Linked DNA regions of Homo sapiens: region 1 is linked to region 2. Evidence: read pairs that join two places in POLR2A ChIA-PET (ENCODE). Cell type or tissue: PC-9. All regions are shown on one strand.

Region 1 (8,000 bases), 290 kb after region 2:
GGACTGAGAGGTCAGCCTGAACTCCACTCCTGGTATCCAGGGGAAGGGCGGTTGGGCTCCCCTAGACTGCCATGCATGCTTGGAGGAAGCTTTGGTCTTCAGGAGCCTGGGAGGGCTGGAAGGTTGCTCCCTCCAGAGCAGCTGGTCAGGGAAGGTGGAAAGGGAGCTGAAAGTCACCAGTTGGAGTAATGCAGGCCCCACCCCTGCCCCAAGGCAGAGCCAGGACCGGCTCATCTGGAACTGCCTGGTATCTGTTAACCCTGCCCCGTCTGTCCCCTGTCAAAGCCCGCCCTTGCTAGCATGGGGAGAGGCCCTCTGCTGTCCTAGACTGGGACTTCCTGCTTCAGCCCCACCACCTGCCTTCCTGGGGTACCTGCTGTACCTCTCCGACAAGAAGCCTAAGGGAAGCAAGCCCCTCTTCCCATTCTGTGAATGAGGAAGACTGAGGCTCTGGGAGTTGAAGTACCTGCTCGGGGTTACTCATTGGCCAGTGGCCAGCACTGACACCCTGCTCCTTCTGACTCCAACACGTGCTGCCACCCAGAGCCATGGTTTACCATAGATTGCGGGCAACATTTTCTGTGCTGCTCATCCACATGTGTTCTCAGAAAGGTGGCTGCAGTCAGTTCATGGGAAAGCATTTGAAAGACGGAAAAAGCTCAGAGGTCCTCACAGCTTAGGGGCTTGGTCTTGGACCACAATAATGGAGTTGAAGATTCTAGAAACTTTGAGCCCTGAGGATAACCTGGAGTTCTAAAGTTCCAGTTCCTCAGCTGCTGGGGTGAACTGTGTCTTGGTCACATGCCTGGAGAGAAGCAAAGGCCCTGTCCCCGAAAGCACCCTGGCCCTTCCCAGGTGCTCCCTGCCACGCTGAGCAGTGCCCTCCTCCTCTGTGCCCCTGGCAGTTGCTGCTGGATGCTGGTGCCCATGTCGAGGGCTCGGCAGTGAACGGCGGCGAGGACAGCTATGCGGAGACGCCCCTGCAGCTGGCCTCTGCGGCAGGTAGGCACCTGCTACCCGGAGGCTCTGTCTACCCTTCCCTGCAGTGCCCCCCAGCCTGGCCAGGCATGTAGCTGGACGTGCAGGGGTCTCTTTAGCACACACGGACCCCATGCAGGGGCCTTAAAACCCCTTCTCTGGACCACTGGGGGCTTCCCCTGGCCCCACCCATCAGTTTCTGTTGGGCTCAGCATCTGGCAGGACCCAGCAGGGCAGGGAGGCCCTTCCCTCTGGAGACCCAGGGAGGGGGAGCAGGGGCAGGGCACGGCCAGCCTTCTTCCTCTCCCTTCACTTCGTCCACCAAATGCAGATGAGTGTGGGGTTTACTGACTTATTCCAGCACTCAGAGCTGCGAGAATCCTGCTCTCCCTTCCCTTTCGCCTCAGCTGCCCTGGCGGCTACTGTCTCAGTGTCCTCCGTGCTGCCCACCTTCTCTTTCAGGGAACTATGAGCTGGTCAGTTTGTTGCTGAGCCGAGGCGCCGACCCCCTCCTCAGCATGCTGGAGGCCCACGGCATGGGCTCCTCCCTCCACGAGGACATGAACTGCTTCAGCCACTCAGCTGCCCACGGCCACAGGTACCTGCCCGGGATTCCCACCCTGTGTGACATGAGGGCACTGAACTAAGCTCACAGGAGCCTCAGTTTCCCCGATGGGAGCAAAAGAGCTAGGCCCGGAGACCTTTCCCAAAACAGGGGGCCTGTGTGCTAGTAAACCAGAAACATGGGGGAGTTTAGCCTGCACAGGGCCCAGAGATGGGGGAGGCCCCACAGCTGATTCCTGGCAGACCTGGGACTGGAGCCTGGGCCTCCCGACGCCCAGGGCAGACCGTCCCATTTCCCAGTGAGATGCCACTCTGCAGCTGCCAGAGCCCACTCAGGACCACATTGCTTCCCATGCCTGCTGGTGGTCCTCCAGTGCCCAAGTGGCCTTGGACGTCCAAATAGCATACGGCTCAGCTGTGCAGAGGCTTCTGGTGCAAAATTGCACCCTGCCCCAGGTGCAGATGGTAGAGCTTGCTTTGTGGGGACCAGGCCTGCCCAGGGGTGTGGCGGGACAGCAGCAGGCTGAAGTCAGGGACAGCACGGAGGGGCAAAGGGAGACCAGACAAGGGCTTATTACAGGGCAGAAACGGGGCTGGAAAAGCGGGGCTGGATAAGCAGGGCTGGCAGGCAGGACACTTACTTCCAGTTCCCCGACACCATTCTTGCCACCAGCCTCATGTTCTGGCTGGGGTCCCCTCCCCTAGAATGCTTTTCTCTCCAGCTGTCTCCAGCCCACCCCCACATTCACCCACCCCAGCCACCCTCACCCTCCAGGCGCCATCTTTCACATCACCACCTCTAGGCCGCTCCACCCCACCCAGTGCCTGCATCCCCCATGGAGGCCTCTTCACCCTGCGTGGAGACTGCCTGCCTGCTCATCTGCCTGTCACTCTGAGCACAGGACCCTTGGGACAGTCACCGTGGCTAGTTCACCTTCACATGCCAGCGCCTGGCCCAAACAAGGTGCTCTGTAAACTGCCTGAACTAGCAAGTCCACACGTGAGGAGGAGCCCTTGGGAGGGACCTTGGGTCCTTGGAAGGGCACCTCCAGGCCATGGGCTTGGCAGGTAGGAGGAGGATCTGCGGGGTAGCCGTGGAGCAGGTCAGCCCCCAGGAACCTTGCAGCACCACCCATGCTGCATCCATCCCAGAGCCCCAGGCCACAGGAGGTGACAGAATGAGCCTGGGTCTTGGAGCCAGAAGTCCTGGGTCTGTACCCCCACCTGGAGTGGCCTTGAGCAAGATGGATCCATCGCCTATGACGGTGATGTGTCTGGGCTCTCACGAGGCTAAAAGCAGCAGCACGGGGGAGCGTCCTCTGTGGGGTCTAACATTCTGTGTCTTCATTCATAAATATGAATACATTCTACATGACATCCGTCTTCAGTTCATCCTTATCAACATGAAGGGACCAAATGAGTACTTACTGGGCTCTTCCTGTGTTTTAGACACTTTCACGTGCATAGTCAGCTGCTATTTAGAAAGACCTGCTGTGTTTCAGGCTCTGCATTTAAACCCTTTACATCAGCCTCACATAAGCCCCAGGAAAGTGTGATATAGTGACACCCTGTAATATATCCCAAAGCAGTCAGGGCTCAGAGAGGTAGAGTGACCTGGCTAAGGTCACACAGCCAGGATGGCAGAGCTCGCTCAGCCCCGAAGCCTATGGCTTCTCTGCAATACGGGGATGGTAGAAGGGTGGGTTCCCCTGCACCCTGCCCTGCCTCTCAGAGGTATATGGGGATTGGTGACCCTGGGACCCCTGGCCTGCCTGGAGGAGGAAGACCATGAAACTCCGAGCCCTCGGGTACCCCAGAGCAGCCCGTCGGGGCAGGAGGGCACTGGGGGACAGCTCAGGTGGGCACTGCCTGTGGGACTTCAGCCCTCACCTTCATTCATCCCTGGGCCTGCAGGAACGTCCTGAGGAAGCTCCTGACGCAGCCACAGCAGGCTAAAGCGGACGTGCTGTCCCTGGAGGAGATCCTGGCCGAGGGTGTGGAGGAAAGTGATGCGTCGAGCCAGGGCAGTGGCAGCGAGGGGCCCGTGCGGCTGAGCCGGACCCGCACCAAGGCCCTACAGGAGGCCATGTACTACAGCGCTGAGCACGGCTACGTGGACATCACCATGGAGCTGAGGGCACTGGGTGAGGCCTCACGGGCATGCACACCCATGTCCATGCATGCATATGGACACACACGGTCACTCCCTGCTGCTCTTCAGCAGGCCTGAGAGGGCCAGGGCCTGCAGGGACAGACAAGCCCCAGGGCAGCTGAGCACAGACTGGGTGGAGGCTGGGACCCCCCTGCTACACGGCCAGTTCAGGAGGGGCCCTGGGCCTCAGACAGTGCTCAACAGTGCCACGTCTTGGGGTCATGGCCCAGTCCCCTGCCCTCGGGCCCTCCACCCTGCCTGGCTGGAGCTTCGCTGCCCCCTCCCCAGTCACAGCCCAGGGATGTCGAGCACTGGGAGCCTCTGAAGCCCCGGGACTCCACGCTGTGAGGCGGCAGTCCTGTCACTCGGCTGACCTTGCACTCCTTGGGTCTGCGAGTCTGTGGACTTTTGGTGTCCTCCAGGGAGGCTAGTCAGACAGACTTAGGTCAGGTCCTGTGTTAGCTGCATACCACGTCCTCTCTCCAAGCCTCAACTCCCACCTCTGTGGCTTTGGTGCTAATGATCCTTATCTAAGAATGAGGTGACATCACCTGAAGTACAAGGCGTAGTGGCCACCGTGAGCACTTGGTGGATGACAGCACCGTCACTGTCATCACAAGGCCACAAACCCCCAGGGCCGGGCCAAGACAGCAGTGAGTCAGCCTCAGTGTTCTTCACCGTAAAACAGAGACGTCACTCCCACCTGCAGTCAATAACCCAAGGATACTAACACACCACACTACTGTCAATGTGTCGCTGGGGAATGCCGTCAGTTCTTTGATCCACAGTGAGGTTGGGGTAAGAAGCTGTCTCTCTAATTACCAGGGACAGGACTAGTTTATGTCATGAACTTCCCACAGCAATGTTAAGTTACAGCCCCACTGACACATGCTGGGGAACTGTAAAACAGTCATTATGTGCCTGGGGATGTGCAGCGGCTTTCCAGTGCTCTGTGTGCTGGAGAGCCCCTCGTGATAGGACCGGGTTCGTTTCAAGCTTCCGTGCAGACAAGGAGGCCTGTGTGTCCTTGAGTGCCTGGCATATTCTCTGGCCATCCAAGCCCTCCTGGCCACCCCTCCACAACTAATGAGACCTCTCTAGCAAGTAATTCTTGAGCCCACTAAGCAACAAGGCTACTTTGGGTGCTGGGCCCATACTTCCAAATCCCCAGGCTGGGCGGTCAACTTTCAGAGCTTGAGTTCCCTGCATTTGGGCCGAAGCCATTCCTCCACCTCATCTCATGAGAACCTGAAACTCCACTCTGACCTGCCAGCAAGACCTATTAGAATGAATTAAAGCTTTCATTCTATGGCCATCCTGAGAGGGCCACTCCATGCCCAGGAAGGGGGCAGGCGGGAGGGGGCGGGCGGGGTGCTCTGCAGACAGCGGGGGCATCCCGAGAGAGTCTGCCCAGAAAAGGCTGTGGTCTGTGCCGGGAGCGCTCAGCTGTGGTGCGTGACTGCCTGCCCTTCCCTGCCTGGACCAGGAGTCCCCTGGAAGCTGCACATCTGGATCGAGTCTCTGAGGACCTCGTTCTCGCAGTCGCGGTACTCGGTGGTGCAGAGCCTCCTGCGGGACTTCAGCTCCATCAGAGAGGAGGAGTACAACGAGGAGCTGGTGACCGAGGGCTTGCAGCTCATGTTCGACATCCTCAAGACCAGCAAAGTAAGTGTGGCCAGTGGCCAGTTCCCAAGCCCACGGCCCAGACTCAGACCACGGGACACACAGATGGACACACAGGCAGACACGTGGACAGACACAGGGACCCCCTCACCCAACGCACACACACTCACACGCCTGCCCTCAGCACCCAGGGACCCCCCCACCCAACACACACACACGCCCGCCCCCAGCACCCAGGCCCCCCCCCCCACTCAACACACACATACACACACACACGCGCGCGCGTGCACGCTCGCCCCCAGCACCCAGGAACCCCCCCACCCAACACACACACACACAGCACCCAGACTTAGACTTGCGCTGCCTGGCTGTAGAGGGCAGGGGCCATGGGCTGGAACCTGACCAAAAAAGCCATTTCGGGAATCACTGATGAAGGAACAGGCATCTCTTGCCAAGCCACATCCAGCAGGAACAAAAGATAGCGGCTGCACTACTCCTGGCCTGGACTTTTGAAATTAGCCTGACGTATCTGCATCTGTGAACAGCCAGCCACAGCGGGCAGCTCACAGGCCCTCTCTCCTCTCCCCACAGAACGACTCCGTCATCCAGCAACTGGCTACCATCTTCACCCACTGCTATGGCAGCAGTCCCATCCCCAGCATCCCAGAGATCCGGAAGACCCTGCCGGCCAGGCTAGGTGAAGGCGCGCCCCCTGCGCCCTGCATCACCACACGTCCTCCCCCTCTTCCCTTTCCTGCTTCCTCCCCACTTTGTCATCTTTCTCCATTTCCAAGCGCCAAGGCCCCAGCCTCAGTTTCTCTGTTCCTCACCTCTGTGTCCCACCCCCAACCCCAGACACGCACCTCACAGCACACTCAAGCAAACCCCAGCAGGGGACTCCTCAGCCATATCCCTCTGTCTCCCCGCTTTTCACAGATCCACACTTTTTGAACAATAAGGAGATGTCAGATGTGACCTTCCTGGTGGAAGGAAAGCTGTTTTATGCACATAAAGTCCTGCTGGTGACAGCTTCTAACAGGTAGGCAGCCTCAGATAACAAACTCCCAGCCCAGGGGCACAGAAGCACCTTGTTTCAGATTCCAGGTGACAGAGAGTGACTCGCTGGGGCTGTACCCTGCAGCCTCTGCCCCTCAGACTGCAGTCACATTGCAGCAGAGCCCCACTCGCCCCACAGCGGGATGAGACGGGGTGGACCCAGGGCAGCAGGAAAGGGGGGCTCTGAGGTGGTGTTCTTTCTGGCCTAGTTATTGCTTTTATTATTAGAAAACATAAATATCCTGGAATGAAGAGTCAGCATTCTGGCCACAGGCGTCAGGTCGCTTGTAGGGTGGGTGGTGGGGACAGAATTGGGCTCAGCTCAGATGTCTTCCTAAGATGGTGTAAAATGGCACTTGCTGAAAATTATTTTAGGAGCACAGCAGTAATTTTTAAAATGTTCCGTCTTGTGGTAGCCGGTCAGGTGACAGATGGTGCCATCGCCACACAGTGGTGAAGTAAAAGGTTCAAAACCCACCTTGCTTTGTCTCCTTTGCTCCAGGTTCAAGACACTAATGACCAATAAATCAGAACAGGATGGGGACAGCAGCAAGACCATCGAGATCAGCGACATGAAGTACCACATTTTTCAGGTGTGTGGGTCTTGGTGCCGCCCTCTTCTCAGAGGGATGACCCTCCCCCAGGAGCCCACCTTGTGGGCAGCTGTGCATTGGTTGTCATTGTTCACTCTATTCCCAGTGCCTTCTGTATTCTGTTGAATGAATAGAGCATCCAGGTCTTTCCCTGTGCAGAGGTAGCCATCCGTTGTGGGGCTGCAGCTTCAGAGCCTGTCACATGGGTCCTGAGCTCTAACCGCTGGACAGGTGGTCTGGGCAGCCTGCAGACAGACGTGCAAGGACAGATACAAGCCACACAGCTGGGGTGTGAGTCCTTGTTATCAGGGTGGGCTCCCAGCCAATGGGCATTACTGAGAGCTTGTTGGAAATGCAGAGCCCCAGGCCCCACCCCAGCCCTCCTGCATCTTCACAAGCTCCCCAGGTGGCCATGTGCTCAGTGCAGTTTAGGAAGTGCTGGTGGAGGCTGCGTCACTTCTCCCAAGCATCAAACCCCGGCCACATTGGTCAAACACGTGGCCGTGAGGCACACATCCTGACTGTAGATCAAAGTCAGGTCTTTCGGGCTTTAAGCTTTGCAGAACATACAAGGTTACATACTAGAAACTCCAGTCAGGGCAGACAAGGTCCAGAGGAAGACCTGGCTGGGATCTCAGCTGAACCCCACTGAGAGGAGCTTTCTAGAAAGTAGCAACTGCAGGTCTCCAGGCTGTGTGGTGGGCTCAGGGCTGCAAGAGCTGACCCTTATGGGCTGGGACTGAGGCCAGGAGGCAGCTGGCAGGTGGGTCTAGGGCCTTGCCCTGCACAGGAGTGGTTTGTGATATAATAGGAGAGATTGCAAACCCCAGAGTCTCACAGAAGCACATGGGGCCACCTCTAAAATGGCTTTTTTTTGTTTTTTTTGACACGGAGTCTCACTGTCGCCCAGGCTGGAGTGCAGTGGCATGATCTCGGCTCACTGCAAGCTCCACCTCCCGGGTTCACGCCATTCTCCTGCCTCACCCTCCCGAGTAGCTGGGACTACAGGCGCCCGCCACCACACCCAGCTAATT
Region 2 (8,000 bases):
TTATATGACTCAGTGCTGCTGACTGCCTCACGGTCCCACTGTGGTTCCAGAGACCCATGGTGACTTGGATTCTTGTGAAAAGAGTTTAGGTAACCTTGTATTCCTCAATCCGTTCCCTCCCTGGGTAACCAGGGTTATGCAGCCTCTGCTCTGCCCATGACAATTTCATGCCTTGGCAAATCCCATTAGCCTCATCCTCTCACAGTTCAGCCACCAGGTAGGGAGTTTTAGGGCCCAGGATTACCTTGTTTTGGCTTCCTCTACTCCCTGGTTTCAATGCAAACTTCTGCTTTTCCTCTGAGAACTGCCTGACTTTCCTTTTGCTATTCCCAATCCCTAGTTGTCGCTTTTTCTATTTATCACCAAGAGGAGTGATTCTACTCAATATATCCCAGACCACACTTCTCAAAACTGAAGAAAGCTTTTCACTCCTACTCAAGCATTTAAGGTCCCCTCTGACATATACTCAATGAACCTACCCAAACTCTATTCTTCTCATTCAGGAGAGAGTGACTGTTTATAGTTTCAACACACCTAACATGTCCCACCTTTGTGCCTATACTCATGTCCTTCTCCTGCCGCATTTTACCTACTAAAAATCAAAATCCTATCTATTCTTCAAAACAATCTCAAATGCTACCTCGTTCATGAAACTTCGTGGCTGACCTCCTATCAGACAAAATTTTGCTTTCTGGATCACCATGGCATTCTGCCTTACATTATGGCACCCAAGACAGTCCACCATACACAACAGACAGGTACTCAATTTGTAACAGTTGAATTGGACTAAAAACTAATGAAAAACTTACTTTCTATAAAAGCCTCAGATGTTCCCCAATGTCATAAGCAAAAAAGTTATTTTTTAAAAACGGAATCTTAGCTTGTCCTCCATGCAGACTGAAACCTGAACTGGAATCAGATACTTACATAAGAAGTAACCTTCAGTCGCTGTGGTCTGATTTAGGGTACAATCTTTAACCTTTGTTTCAAGGTCACAGTCTAAAACCACAAAAGATTGATTTATACAGTAATTATTAAGCCAATTATTTTCTTACTGATTCTGATCCAAAGTACAATTTTTCACTCTTGGTACTCTTGAAAGAGATATTAAAAAGTGATGTAAAACATACTGATGGCTTAACATTAGCAAGGTGAATGGTTAATCCACTGCTTTTATCACTGGCAGCATACATGTAGTTCATAAAGATCATCCCTAGATCTCTTTTTACAAATGGAAAAATTCAAGCATCACCATGAAACAGAAAATGAGGCCAGCCACGGTGGCTCACGCCTATAATCCAGCACTTTGGGAGGCGGAGGCAGGCAGATCACTTGAGGTCAGGAGTTTGAGACCAGCCTGGCCAACAGGGTGAAACCCCGTCTCTACTAAAAATACAAAAATTAGCTGGGCATGGTGGCGGGCGCCTGTAGCTAATCAAGAGGCTGAGGCAGGAGGATCGCTTGAACCTGGGAGGCGGAGGTTGCAGTGAGCCGAGATCATGCCACTGCACTCCAGCCTGGGCGACAGAGCAAGACTCTGTCACAAAAAAAAAAAAAAAAAAAAAAAAAAGAACAAGAAAATAAAGTTAGGCTTACCAAGGTATTATAATTAATTAACCATACTTCAGCTACAGACAGAACAAACCATGCTTCACTCTATCAATACTTAAGGTATTTCTATTATGTCTTTTTTTTTTAATTAAGAGAGTAAGTATTCTTGTCTTCACATATGTAGGGATCTTACCATGGACTTTTGTTTATACTTGGTTTACTCAAGGAATGCTCATTGAAGAATAGTTCACCTCAGTGAATCCCACAAGGTAACCAAGCACCCAGATTAAAGTTTAAGTAATGTTCTTGTTAATTCCTCACATAAAGATCATGCCAAGCTGCATATTTTGTGTGTGCATGCTCACATGGACACCTGCCTCAGAACATCTCAATCCACCAGGCTCACCTGAAGCATTTTGTCAGGACTGGCCTCAATGCCAGGTGGCATGTTGCTTGGGTCGAAGGCTATCTGTTCAACCTCAGCAAAGTAATTAACTGGATTCCGGTTTAAGACCAGTTTACCAACTGGGATGAGAGGGTAGTCCTTGTGAGGCCAAACCTGAAAATGATGTCATATTCACAATTACCAGGCAATCAACTGAAGGAAATCAAAGCTACCCACAAAAATACCAGATTTCAAATACAATCAAGCCAATGAAAATAATTTTTAAATCCAATAAAACATAAGAATTTAAGATGAGTGCCTTAGTTAAATCTTTCACAATAGTAAGTGGTAAATACTGACAGTTTCCCCAGGAAAAAGTACATCAGCTTTTCATAATCTGTTCCCTGTTAATAACAATATATGAAGCCACATACACATACTCAATGAAATGACAAACAGGAACGTGGAAGTAAGATGCTGGTAAGCACTCATTCACAGCTTAGGACACTCTGAAGTGGTACCCTCTGTATTTTGTATATGACTTCCCCATTATTATAATTGTTTGACTAGATTTTTTTTCTAATTAGGTAAGAAGAGACTTAAAAAAGAAAACAATATAGTTGTTTACTGACTCACCTTGGTGAGATCGAATGGATTAAATGGAAAAGTTTCTGCCTGATTAAATGTCATGACCTGGATGTAAAAAGTCCAGGAGGGGTACTTTCCTGTGGCAATGGCGTTAAAAAGATCCCGGATGCCATAGTCAGGATCTTCCTGGGAAAGTCTCGCCGCATCTTCAACAGAAAGGTTTTTGATGCCCTGGTCAGTCTACAAAATGAAAGAAAGAAGCTCCAATGGAAACTTATTGTCAAAGTTATCAAAATTTCATCAGTAATTCATTGAAGGATTATGAGTAACACTGCCCAAAGAATGAACTTTCTTTACAACAATACTTCTATTGTTCAAATCTGATACTAATGAATTTATCAACAAGAAATTCTACTTGATTATCCCAATACTTTTAAATGTCAAGGGAATCCCATCTACACATTTCATATTTAAAATCAGTCCTATCTTTCCCTTTATGTATTCTATTATTTGAATTTTTACACTCATGTTACTTTCCAAATCAGAAAAATCAAAATATACTTAAAAGTAGGCAAAAGATTAATAAAATTAAAGGACTACTTGCCTTTTATCATGAAGTAATGTTTTAATTCCATTTCATGACAGCTCAAATCAATTACTGAGACTGTGCTCGGCCAGTATCCCTTCACCCCTGTCCTATTCCTTTTTTTTTTTTTTTTAATAAATCATAGAATCATAGCTCATAGAGTTGAAAAGAACTTCAGTACAGCCACCTGGAACTAGTTCTCTGACTATGAGCAGGCAAAATTAATATTCTGACTTTCCAAGCAAGACATTAAAACCCAGAGAAGCTGTGTCACTTCATAAGTGCTCCTGTTATCATATCATACTGTTCTTTGATGGACTGACCATGTGATCTTATTCTCAAAGACCTCCCAACAAGCCAAGTGCCGCAGAAAGATTTCCTTAGCAAAAATCAACTCTGAACGCTGGTCTATTTCTACCACAGAAATCCCAACTGTCTCATCAGTGAAAAGGTTTGAACTCTTACTACTGAACAAGAAGTAAAGCCACCTTCAGGATTAAAACAATGAAGGTCACCATGTACAGATCGCCCAAAGAGCTAATATATTAAGTAGTACAATAACACTGCAATACCTTTCTGATTTTAACTGAATCCTTTAGGTTTAGAAAAGAATAATCTTAGGTCAGAATAATCCAGACTGATGAATCCATGTAGATCTCAGGCTACCTTAGGGCCCTAGGATAAAAGACCCACAAGCAATCCAATCTTTCCAGGACTTGTATAGCTGGTAATATTATGCCAACTTCACAGTGAAAAGAACTGGAGCTCAAAGAACTTTTAATACTATGCCCAAGGCCACAATTATCTAGGAGAGTAGAAATTTGAGTTCAGGCTGGCATAACTCCAAGGCTACCAACTAGACTGGCTGTCCTAGATACAACCACTTAGTCTTATTCTAAGTAATACTACATTGACCCTTTTGGCAATTACAAGCCAATGGGTCAACTGTTTCATAAAATTTTTCCTTGTCAAATATTATAGATCCAAGTTATGAATATAAAAAGAGGTGATAGTTTTCCTGTTTGATATACCTACATTAAATTGTTCAGATAAAGAAGAAAGCAGGATAGAAGAAAATAGGGCTTTTGGATGTCACTAAGAGAGAGATTATCCAGTACTGGTCACGAGCCCACTTCTTTCTGCTTATCTTAGCAGCAGTATTTGGAAACAGAGGTTCTCAGGCTTGTTTCTGACTAGCCCTTGGGAGTTCTCTGGGAATATCACTAACATGCCAGGGTTCACTGGCAATATTGCTCATTGTAACAAATGCCATGCTTATACCAAAAGAGGGCCCTTTATAATATTTCAGTTGATTAAAACATTCTCAAAACCCTCCCCAGATGTAACTGATTTGATCTGGCTATATGAATGCAAATTTTTAAAAACAGTATAATTTTGTTTTCTGACATTTGTAATTGATTTTACTTATATGCCTTGTTCATAATAAAACCTCAATAAATGCTAAGTAAATAGATGGATGACTTAAAAAGTTAAAAGAAATGATATTGGAAAGACACTATTGGATGTTGGAAGTGATAATGAGATTGGGATACGCTCCAAGGTCCTCAGATGGTAGCCAACAAAATCAGTACTGATCAATGAGATCAATACTTCCCAACTTTGGGGATGGAGGTGAGGGAAAAGTGGGAGAAGCCTTAATCTTTGCTCAATCCTTCAGGAAAAATAAGGAGGTATGCGGTAGGAGCCTTGTACCCTCTGCCCCAAAGGTAACACATACCTTATAATGGAATTTGCAATAAACTGCCTCCCCATTTGCATTAACCAGCTTGAAAGTATGTGATCCATATCCATTCATGTGGCGATGTCCATCTGGAATCCCCCGATCACTGAACAAGAAAGAAACCTAAAGAACAGAAATATAAAGCCTAAAATGTTTTCATTTAAATCAAAACATCCTTGATTTTTAAGATATTCCTTAGTTTCCAGAAAGTCCCTTAATGACATAAAACATACTAGCCAATTTCCCATGGGAAGGGTTACCATTATTATTTCACTTGTAGAAAATAACAAACAGAAAAATTTTAAATCAAAATGATATGCAAATCACTAATACTATGACTCAAAATTCTATGAAGGAAAGCCAAAACAACCTGAAAACTGGCCTAATTTGTTATTCAAAATTTATTTGCATAGCAAATTTGTTTGGTACTACTTTCCCCCCACTTCCTTAATACAGAGCTTTACCTTACACTACAGACTTTCATCCTTACTACTGCTAAATATCAACTGACAATGTTGCTAGCTATCTATCATCATCATCATCATCATTTAAGGCCGATGAATGGGGGATGATTAGTAAAGCCAGTTACTACAAAACTCTTCACGATCAAGAAATCTGAGGAAGCTGATTCCAATAAAATAGCCAAAACTGGAGAGACACTTTATGAAGAGGCATAATTAAACACTGCATCCCAGGTGATATAATACAATGGCAAAAAAGGGTTCATACCTGATGCAGAGACTCAGGACGTAGGCTCCAGAAGTCCCAGACCATGTCCGGATCCTTCAGATGTGTCTGAGGATTTCTCTTTTGGCTGTGGATAAAAGATGGAAACTAAATAGAAAAAAGAGAGAAAAAAATCCAAAAACTAAGTTTACAGGAATTATGGTGTCTTTCATTATATATGCCTATTACTAGGTTTATGGATTATAATTCTAAATACAATCCTAGAATTTTAAACTGCCAAACCATAATATGAAATTTACTCAGCATAGACAACTAGCATCTAAGATACCCTAAAGTATTTCAAATATACTCAAAACTATAGTCTTTTCTTTTTTTTTTTTTTTAAGACAGGGTCTCACTCTGTCACCCAGGCTGATTGCAATGGCATGATCACAGCTCACTGCAGCTTTGACCTCCTGGGCTCAAGCAAATCTCCCACCTCAGCCTCCCAAGTAGCTGGGACTATAGGCATGAGCCACCACACTTGGCTAATTTTTGTATTTTTTTGCAGAGATATGGTTTTGCCATGTTGCCCAGGCTGGTCTCGAACTCATGGACTCCAGTGATCTGCCTGCCTTGGCCTCCCAAAGTGCTGGGATTTATAGTATTTCTTCACGGAAAAAATATACCCACCCTCCCGCATGCGCGCACGCACACACACCCCCTCCTGCTGACTCAGAGCATGTAGAGACACCCTCTGCTTGTTTCCAAAGTAAAGTCCCTCTTTTTACTAATCTTCGATGCTCTGCAAGGAAAACTAAACTCACTTCCCATTAAGTCAATCTGTCTTAAAATGACAAATCTAAGACCAATGGTAACTGTTCTTACTTTATCTTATTAAATACAGAAAAATGTGTTGAAAAAAGTAGTCCAGACAACTCGCATTCTTTTCTTTCTGCCTTTCCCACGGCTTCTCCTCAAATGCCAACCTATTTGAAATCAATTTAAGTCAACAAACATTTGTTGAGTGCAAAATACTCTATTACCTACCAATATGGGATCCCTGATGAAGAAAATGGGGGTGTTATTTCCAACGAGATCCCAGTTACCATCTTCTGTGTAAAATTTCACTGCAAACCCACGAGGGTCCCGAACTGTGTCAGCTGAACCCGATTCTCCAGCTACAATATTCAAATGGAAACAGGAAGCATAAGCCACAGCACTTTGCATCCAAGAAGCCTGGAGACATAAAGAAGCACCTGGATCCATCCTTTCTAATCCACTTCCAAGAACTAAATTAGGTATTTAAGTGCCCGGGTTATTATTTCTACCCACCAGCTAATTCAGTCCACAAATCAAACAAAATAATTAATTGAGAGCAATAAGAGAACACATGTAATAACAGCTGACAATGTCATTCATTTACCATAATAAGATAACTTTGTTCAAACAGGTAATTGAACTTTTAATTAAAATAAGGGAAGAAAATAATTATGAGGCTTAAAGTAGTGACAAACAGAATAAGTGAGTTGTCAAAATGATGAGGTTAACATTAAGAAAATGAGTTAAAATATTGGTTCTTAGTTCTTAATTTCATTTATTTTTACATTCCACAGTATTTTTAAAATGCAGAGACTGACACAGAAACGGAACTAGTGAAGCACTAGGTATGTTGAAATATAGTATGATAGATCTAATACTATCTCTGTAACGTGAGAAACATCACTTAGCCTCTCAAAAATAAAAAGAATCCCACTCTGCAAAGTAGATCTACAAATCAGAGATTATATCTGTAAAGCACCTAACCACAGTTGGCACAGAATTAATTCTCAATAAAGGTCAGCTGTAGGCATAGTTATTAAATAAGATTTCCACTCTATTCTTCTGTTAGAGGCAACCACTTTTAGGAAAGCTCTTTCCAAATGTCACAGAATTGCAGAGGTAGCCTCTGTGTAAGTGTGATTTCCTAAGACCTCAACAAACAGAAATACAAGTAACTTCCTATGTGTCTCCAAATATGTCTTCTACTGTAAAACCTTGACATAATTTGGAGAAGTGCTTGCTTCCTATTTTCTAATAACTTTTTCTTTAAGTTATAAACATCCCCAAAAGGTGAAGTTGAGTTAAGCCATACCAATCACGCCAATAAACCAACTTACCAACAGTGGAGAACCGAACTGCGATGGGAGTCTTCTTTCCAATATGCTCAAATACCTTTGCCTTGGAGTATTTGGTAATGTCATGTGTGACCTCAAAGTAGCCAAAGGCCCCTAACGAGAAAGACACAGAAATCCTTACCATGAGACCATTACTCAGACATTCAGGTCCTCAACAGGCACCTGGGTGACAAGAGAAAATGATGGTTAGCACCAGCCTTCTGGGAGCTTCCAGTATGTTGGAGGAAGGGGAAATGCCCAAACACAAAATAAAGAGGGTGAAATGCAAAGCCCTATTCTATCATTCAGTGCTAAGTCGAATGCCAC

What was found. ChIA-PET counts read pairs that join two places held together with the same protein. Peaks named below come from ENCODE experiments on the same cell type or tissue, not always from the same donor. Only the 100,000 strongest peaks of a DNase experiment are listed, where the experiment ranks them.
Region 1: POLR2A ChIA-PET joins it to region 2 with 31 read pairs; 7 of 35 experiments call an interaction of 5 or more read pairs at or near these places.

Annotation. Positions count from the first base shown.
Region 1 is chr11:34,158,262-34,166,261 of GRCh38, reverse strand. It overlaps ABTB2 (ankyrin repeat and BTB domain containing 2), which reads left to right. Exons shown (of 17, transcript NM_145804.3): 8 at 906-1,002; 9 at 1,441-1,576; 10 at 3,457-3,686; 11 at 5,181-5,359; 12 at 5,909-6,014; 13 at 6,254-6,356; 14 at 6,876-6,966. Among named protein-coding and RNA genes, the nearest start is that of NAT10, 57 kb to the right of the region's middle. RefSeq lists enhancers at 5,498-5,998, 5,999-6,499. In PC-9, a CTCF peak has its summit at 335; DNase peaks (open chromatin) are centred at 211 and 4,261; H3K27ac peaks cover 158 bases.
Region 2 is chr11:34,450,775-34,458,774 of GRCh38, reverse strand. CAT (catalase) reads right to left here. Exons shown (of 13, transcript NM_001752.4): 3 at 7,677-7,787; 4 at 6,568-6,698; 5 at 5,581-5,685; 6 at 4,849-4,974; 7 at 2,573-2,764; 8 at 1,958-2,110. Among named protein-coding and RNA genes, the nearest start is that of CAT, 16 kb to the right of the region's middle. In PC-9, no CTCF peak of the experiment used is centred here; no DNase peak of the experiment used is centred here.